Linked DNA regions of Homo sapiens: regions 1 and 3 are each linked to region 2. A link is an interaction called in ENCODE POLR2A ChIA-PET data of the cell type or tissue named here. Cell type or tissue: Panc1. All regions are shown on one strand. Region 1 overlaps CREBBP (CREB binding lysine acetyltransferase). Region 2 has its middle 15 kb from the start of TRIDDENT. Region 3 overlaps ADCY9 (adenylate cyclase 9).

The links. Peaks named below come from ENCODE experiments on the same cell type or tissue, not always from the same donor. Only the 100,000 strongest peaks of a DNase experiment are listed, where the experiment ranks them.
Region 1: POLR2A ChIA-PET joins it to region 2 with 5 read pairs; 5 of 35 experiments call an interaction of 5 or more read pairs at or near these places.
Region 3: POLR2A ChIA-PET joins it to region 2 with 7 read pairs; 2 of 35 experiments call an interaction of 5 or more read pairs at or near these places.

Annotation. Positions count from the first base shown.
Region 1 is chr16:3,855,678-3,858,177 of GRCh38, forward strand. The region is part of intron 1 of CREBBP (CREB binding lysine acetyltransferase); the gene reads right to left. Among named protein-coding and RNA genes, the nearest start is that of CREBBP, 24 kb to the right of the region's middle. In Panc1, no CTCF peak of the experiment used is centred here; no DNase peak of the experiment used is centred here.
Region 2 is chr16:3,933,919-3,936,418 of GRCh38, forward strand. No RefSeq gene overlaps it. Among named protein-coding and RNA genes, the nearest start is that of TRIDDENT, 15 kb to the right of the region's middle. In Panc1, no CTCF peak of the experiment used is centred here; a DNase peak (open chromatin) is centred at 1,163; H3K4me3 peaks cover 606 bases; H3K27ac peaks cover 2,466 bases.
Region 3 is chr16:4,015,874-4,018,373 of GRCh38, forward strand. The region is part of intron 2 of ADCY9 (adenylate cyclase 9); the gene reads right to left. Among named protein-coding and RNA genes, the nearest start is that of TRIDDENT, 67 kb to the left of the region's middle. In Panc1, no CTCF peak of the experiment used is centred here; no DNase peak of the experiment used is centred here; H3K4me3 peaks cover 162 bases; H3K27ac peaks cover 975 bases.

The sequences.
Region 1 (2,500 bases), 78 kb before region 2:
CCCGGATACAGCAGACAGTTCCATGAGGGCACAGGGCCTGTACCTGGTGAAATAGGTCTCAACATGCTTCTGAGGGTTCCAATCCATAGTTTTTACGCTATTTTGCTATCCTAAATTTGGAGATTCACTGAGGTGTCCAGACACAAACTGTACAATATTTATTAAATATGTATTAAAAAGTCCTCTCTATCATAACTACTGTTTTGTTTGTTGCCCTCCAGGCTTTGTCCACCTGCACACACAAATTTACTCGGTACTCCTTAATAAATATTTTTGTCCAACCCAAATGATAAACGTTTGAGGTGGTAGATATCCTAATTACTATGATTTGCTCATTATGCATTGCATGCATGTTACAAAATATTCTGTAACCCCTTAATATATACAATCACATGTCAACTACAAATAAAAGGAAAAAAGAAAATATGTACCCCCCCAAATAACAACATTTTATTTTTTATTTTATGTTTTAGAGATAGGGTCTTGCTCTGTCACCTCTGTGCAATGGCACAATCACAGCTCACTGTATCCTCAAACTCCTGGACTCAACCAATTCTCCCGCTTCAGCCCCCTATAGCTGGGACCACAGGTGTGCCCCACCACAAACAGCTCATTTTTTATTTTATTTTTAATTAATGAATTAATTAAATAATTATTTTGACAGGGTCTTGCTCCGGCACCCAGGCTGGAGTGCAGTGAAGTTGCAGGCTCAATGCAGCTTCCGCCCTGCACCAAAACACCCACCTGATTTTTGTACTGTTTTGGAGAGACAGGGTTTCGCCATGTTTCCCAGGCTTGCCAGCTAATTAAAAAAATTTTTTTTTGTAGAGATGGGGTCTTGCTATGTTGCCCAGGCTGGTCTCAAACTCCTGGCCTCAAGAAATACTCCTACTTCAGTCTCCCAAAGCACTGGGATTACAGGCATGAGCCACTGCAGCCCAAAATAACTACTTTTAAAAATGCAGTGTTCCTTAACTGATGAGCATGAAAATGAAACTTCATCTAAACCAGGAACTGGAGCCATTACCATTAGAGATCAGCTCTCCTTCCTTTCTGTCCAGGGCGAGGATGAAGAGACCGTGTCAAGCACTGTAACCCAGAAGCAAACAAGGGCCAAATATTTTATATTTAAGTTTGGAAAAATCTGCAAAAGGCGACCTAACTGGCTATTTTGAACATCCCTAAGCACTCTTCCTAGGAGAGGGAGGCCAGGCCACAGAAGAGCAGATAAACTCAGAGAGTACTTAGTGAAACCCAGGGCAGGGCTGGCCTCAGTGTAGAACAATGGGAACAGAACAGCTGGAAGCTGAGCACAGGAGTTGAAATCCTGCATCCTTAGGCAAACTGCTTCATCTCTGCATCTTCATACCCTCACCTGTAAAACAAGGGTACCAACGCCCCAGAGTTAAAAACTTCACCCATCATCCTGCCACTCTCAGAGCTATCAGTTTTCATTTATGGTTTATTCTAGTTCTTATCAAATTCACAGGCAAGTTTCAAAGTTGTAAGCAGGGCTTATGTCCTGGGCTAGTGTTTTTGTTTTTCACTGGTCTGCTACACTCTGACCACCGTGACCACTTTTTCATCCTATTTCAGTCCAAATACATATACCAGCTGTTTGGGTGAAGGCAGAGTTAGACAAATTCTTCTTCTGTAATTCACCATATGAATATGTGTAAAACCAAATATACAGGTGTGGCTTTTTAAAAGGCAAGATAGGGCGCACACGTAGTCGTACCATCACCCTTCTGTTTACCACTGTCACCACATTTCCATATTCCCTAGTTCAGCAAAACTGACAAAGGGGAGTGAAGGAGGCAGGCCAGGATATTGCAACACAACACAGCTTTGCTTTCTACACACCAAAGTGTCCCAACACATGGGTTAAGCAAGAGCAATCTGTATCATCGGAAGTTCCTAAGGTTCACGATTGACAGCGATCCAGTCCCAGGTAAGCCCTCTTCTCTCTGACCGTTACCAGGGGGCCCGGGAGAATGCAAAGAAAAGGAGACTGTGGGCACCCTGCACCCAGAGCATTTGCACCTCAAGGAAACTTCACCAGCCGATATCAAATAGCGAACACTGCCTGTCATACTTCCATAGCTAGGGAAAGGAATTTTCCCTTTTGCAGCTTCCTGGCTGCCAACCAGGAGGCTACCCCTTTCATTAAGCTGAAATGAGAGAAAAGAGAGGCTACACATTTCCCCATTTCTATCACACTCATACGAGGCTGGGAAGACCCAGTGAGGAATGAGGAAAATAGTAGGGACTTAGGAAGGAGAAAGTTACAGCCAAACTCAGCCAGCCTCAGGAAAGGCAACTGTTTACCAAGCAAGGTACAGAGGACATTCACTTCTATACTAGGAAACCCAAGCCGGTGGTCTGCATGCAGACTGTTAGGTGGGGATCACTCCTAAACACTGAAAGACAAATGGTACCTACATCTGTTCCAGGATCCATTCTTAATAATGATGATCAGAAATCAGCATTTCACCTTAAG
Region 2 (2,500 bases):
AAAAAAAGGACCAGATCAGTTATCTGTTTTGCCATTTTCTAACTCTGTGACCTTGGATAAGATACTTAACAACTCTGAGCTTGACTGGCACGATCCCCAGGCATAAAGGGGGATATAGTTTTATCTCACAGAGTTTTGGAATGAGTACGGTGGAGAAACAGTAATAACATGGGACTAGGCCAGCCATGGTGGCTCACACCTATAATCCCAGCACCTTGGGAGGCCAAGGCAGGCAGGTTGCTAGAGTCCAGGAGTTCGAGACCAGCCTGGGCAACACAGTGAGACACCCATCTCTACAACAAAATTAAAAAATCATCTGGGCATGCTGGCGTGCACCTCAGCTACTTGGGAGGCTGAGGTGGGAGGACTGCTTGAGCCCAGGAGGTCCAGGCTACAGTGAGCAGTGATTATGCCACTGCGCTCCAGCCTGGGTGACAGAGCCAGATCCTGTCTCAGAAAACAGAAACAAAACACCAAAAATACATGAGATTAACTAGATTGTGATATGTTTGTACCATGGAATACATAAAGCGGTTAAAATGATAGGATAACTACCTCAAAAATAAAAAGTTCTCACTCTGTCGCCCAGGCTGGAGTGCAGTAGCACCATCTCAGCTCACTGCAGCCTCTGCCTCCTGGGTTCAAGTGATTCTCCTGCCTCAGCCTCCCAGCCTGGGATTACAGGCACCCGTCACCAGGCCTGGCTAATTTTTGTACTTTTTCAGTAGAGATGGGATTTTACCATGTTGGCCAGGCTGGTCTTGAACTCCCGACCTCAGGCAATCTGCCCACCTCGGCCGCCCAAAGTGCTGAGATTACAGGTGTAAGGCACCATGCCAGGCCTCAAAAATAAAGTTTTTAAAAATGATAGTGTGGATCTGTATATCCGCATATAAGGAAGGAACTCCATGACACATAAGGGAATGAACAAAGCGAATCCCAATTCAGTATCAGTGTGCCTCAATCCTCATGCATCAGAATCCCTGTGTGATTCGCGTCTCATTGTTCTCCAGTGAGACCCAGGCACTGGCATTTAAAAACAAACTAAAAACAAACAAAGAAAGCAAACAACAGTTATTGTCATATGCAGCCCTGCGCTGAGAACCCGTGGTAATAAAAACAGCTACAGCTATTATTTTGGACTTACAATGTAGCCGACATGGTTCTGAACACTTTGTTTACAGCAACTCACTGAATCCTTACAACAACTCCAGGAGGAAGGTTCGATTCTCACCACCCCCCCATTCACAGATAAGAAAAATGAGGCTCAGAGAGTTTACGCAGCTTGTTTATAATCACGCAGCTAGTGGATGGTGGGGGTGGCACTTACGGGATCCAGGCAGAGCGGCTCTAAAAATCTAGCAGAATTCCATGCAGTGGTAGGGAGGGAAGAGGAGAGTAGAATTTAGGGATTTTCAATGTGAGTCGGCAGGGGAGGGGCCCAGGAATCTAATGATCCCCAGATCTGGAAACCTGGGGCATTGACTCCCAACTCCCTGATAATAACTGCCTGGGGCATTCTTTAACTGTAGGATTCCAGGGCATCTTGGAGATTCTGCTTCCTGGATCTGAGGCAGGGCCTGGGAACCGTCATGCTTAGCAAGGGTCCCACGGGGGCCCAGCTTCACAGACCTGGGCAGCCACAGACAGCTCACCCTGAAGGGGCCATGCTTGCTTCAAACCTCTGCTGTCGACAGCCTGAAATTCTTTTTTTTTTTTTTTTTTTTTTTTTTTGAGACAGATTCTCATTCTGTTGCCCAGGCTGAAGTGCAGTGGTGCGATCTTGACTCACTGCAACTTGTGCCTCCCAGGTTCAAGCGACTCTCGTGCCTCAGCCTCCCGAGTAACTGGGACTATAGGCATGCACCACCATCGCGGGCTAATTTTTGTATTTTTAGTAGAGATGGGGTTTCACCGTGTTCGCCAGGCTGGCCTCACACTCCTGACCTCAAGTGATCCGCCCCACTTGGCCTCCCAAAGTGCTGGATTACAGGTGTGAGCCACCATGCTGGGCTGAAATTCTTAATAATGTAATCTTCGAATGTGTGTTTTGTAAGTGATGGGACAGTGTGATGTGCACCAGGGGCTTGGGGCCTAAGTACCTGTGATCTCAGCCCCTACCCTCTCTCTGCCTCCCTGGGAAGGCTCTCCCTGGCAGTCCCCCCACACCTGGATGCCCCAGGCTTGGTTCCCCTACCTGCCCCTGCCTTGTGCACTGCCATGTTCTGCCCTTTATCCTTTGTCCCCAGAGGGCCTGGGCACAAGTGTGGGAAGGACTGGACTCAGGTGTGCTGCCTGCAACCTTGTGGGGTTGTGGCCATTCCTGCCCCAGGCTGGCAGCGCCCAGCACATATGTCTTGGTGGGGTTGGTGAGCCCCGCGCATCTTGGCACAGATGTTTAAAAATCCCTGGGGGTCCCTGTCTGCAATGCAATGGGGCAGTGAGCATATAGGAGAAGAGATGCCTGGCTCGACCTCCGCAGAGGGTCCCCACACACCCT
Region 3 (2,500 bases), 82 kb after region 2:
AGGAAAATCTCTCGAACCCGGGAGGCAGAGGTTGCAGATAGCCGAGATCACGCCACTGCACTCTAGCCTGGGTGACAGAATGAGACCCTGTCTCAAAAAAATAAAAGAAAAAGAAAACGAAAATGCTGTGATATGATGGTCATATCATAGCACAGGGCTGTTGTGAGGATTAAATGAGTTGATTCAGGTAAACAGGGACATCCGAAAAAGGGAAAGACGGTGCTTGTCCTGAGAACAGCTGTGAATGTGAGGACAGTCAGTGAGTGACGATCTGGACCCACAAGAAGAGAGTCATATGCATTCAAGTCCAAGTGTCTATGGGCTGTTCAGAAGCAACAAATGGCACTTCAACAATGAGTTGCAGACAACAAAATGGAAATGAAGGTCTGCAATAACTATTAAGAATCCTGTAACAGAGCAGAGTTTAAATAATGGGAAGAGGCTATGAAACAAGAGAGCTGGGGAAAGATACCAGAACTGAAACAGACCACCAGCTGATCACCTTTTATTTGTGAAATGACAGCACCAAATGCACCAGATGCCACAGACGGGAGGGAGGGGGATAGGTCACGTCGGCAGAGGGAGGGGGTCAGGTCACACCTGCAGCAGGGACGGGGGTCCCAGACCGTGTTCTTGTCCCTAGAGAGCTAACAGCTCATCCGTAGGTTTCTAAGAGGTGCTGATTCAAGCACACAGTGTAGATGATGAAAAATAGATTATAGAAAGAAGAGAAAGGAAAAACTAAATTTAAAATCTGAGACTAGGTAGCCACTAAATACTTGAAAACAAAAAAAGGGAATACACTGAAAATGGAAATAAAGCTGTATGATGTTTAGTTAAAGAAGCCAGTCCCAAAAGGCCACGAACTAGGTGATCCCCTTTATATGAAATGTCTGGCATAGGGAGATCTGTAGACACAGAAAGCAGATGAGTGGCTGCCATGGGTTTAGGAGAGAGAGGGTGTAACTGCTAACGGATGCAGGGTTACTTTTTGGGGTGACGAAAATGTAAAATTAGGTTGTGGTGATGGTTGCACAACACCATGAATATACTAAAAACCACCAAATCATACACTTGAGAGGGTGAATTGCATCATATGTGAATTATACGTCAATAAAGCTGTTTTTTTGAAAAAGAAAAGGAAGCTGGGTGTGGTGGTGCATTTCTGTGATCTCAGCTACTTGGGAGGCTGAGGCAGGAGGACTGCTTGAGCCCAGGAAATGAAGGCTGCAGTGAGCTATGACTGTGTCACTATGCTCCAGCCTAGGTGATAGGGTGAGACCCTGTCTCAAATATAATAATAATATTAATAATACAATAAAATAAACTAAATACAGTAATGTGAACATCAACAAGGTGCAATAATTCTGAGATTTAGAGAAGAAATAAAATAAAGCTGGGAAGAAATACACCCTCCCTGAGAATACAAGGTAGAGTGAGCAGTAGCAGGTAAATGAAAAATATTAAAGGCTTAGAAATAGATAATGTGGGCCAGGCATGGTGGCTCACACCTGTAATCCCAGCACTTTGGGAGGCCGAGGCGGGGGGTTGCTTGAGGTCAGGAGTTCAAGACCAGCCTGACCAACATGGTAAAACCCTGTCTCTACTGAAAATACGAAAATTAGCCAGGCGTGGTGATGCACGCCTGTAATCCCAGCTACTTGGGAGGCTGAGGCAGGAGGATCACTTGAACCCAGGAGGCAGAGGTTGCAGTGAGCCAAGATCGCACCATTGCACTCCAGCCTGGGCAGCAGAGTGAAACTCCTTCTCAAAAAAAAAAAAAAAAAGATAATGTGGTAGAGCTAGGGCAGAAAAACATGCAAGTCAAGAATAAGGCCAAATAACCTTGAAGAACTAAAAATTCAACATAGCAAAAGTTCAGAAGTCTGGGAGAGATTAAATAAAACAAAACAAAAGAAAATTTGACCTTCATGAAATAGCTCCAAGAATCATCCAATTTGCAGCTCTCACTATTGTAGTCCAACCTAAAAACGCCGGGCCGACACCCACATTGTCTTCTTCGAGCACAAACACACTTCTCCTGCAGCAGGTGTAGCCCGCACAGCATGGTGAGCCCAGCCACACCCGCACGCCAGACGCTTGGCCACAGAAACGCAGAAGCGGCCACTGTCCTTGCCTGGAACACAGATGGGCCTTTTCATCCAGGAGGAGATTTACTTGCAAAGGCATTTTCTTCTGACCCACAGGTGGTTATACCTGCACTGACACCTCCTGTGGGCATCTTCAGCTGGAAGAAAGGCCACCGAGGCTGCGGAGCCACCTCGCCTGTAAACATCATATCATGCAAAGGAAAAGCTCTAAGTTGCGGAATATTCTTCTCTTTTTTTTTTTTTTTTTGAGATGGAGTCTCGCTCTGTTGCCCAGGCAGGAGTGCAGTGGCATGATCTCGGCTCACTGCAACCTCTGCCTCCCGGGTTCAAGCAATTCTCTTCCACAGCCTCCTGAGTAGCTGGGATTACAGGCACCTGCCACCATGCCC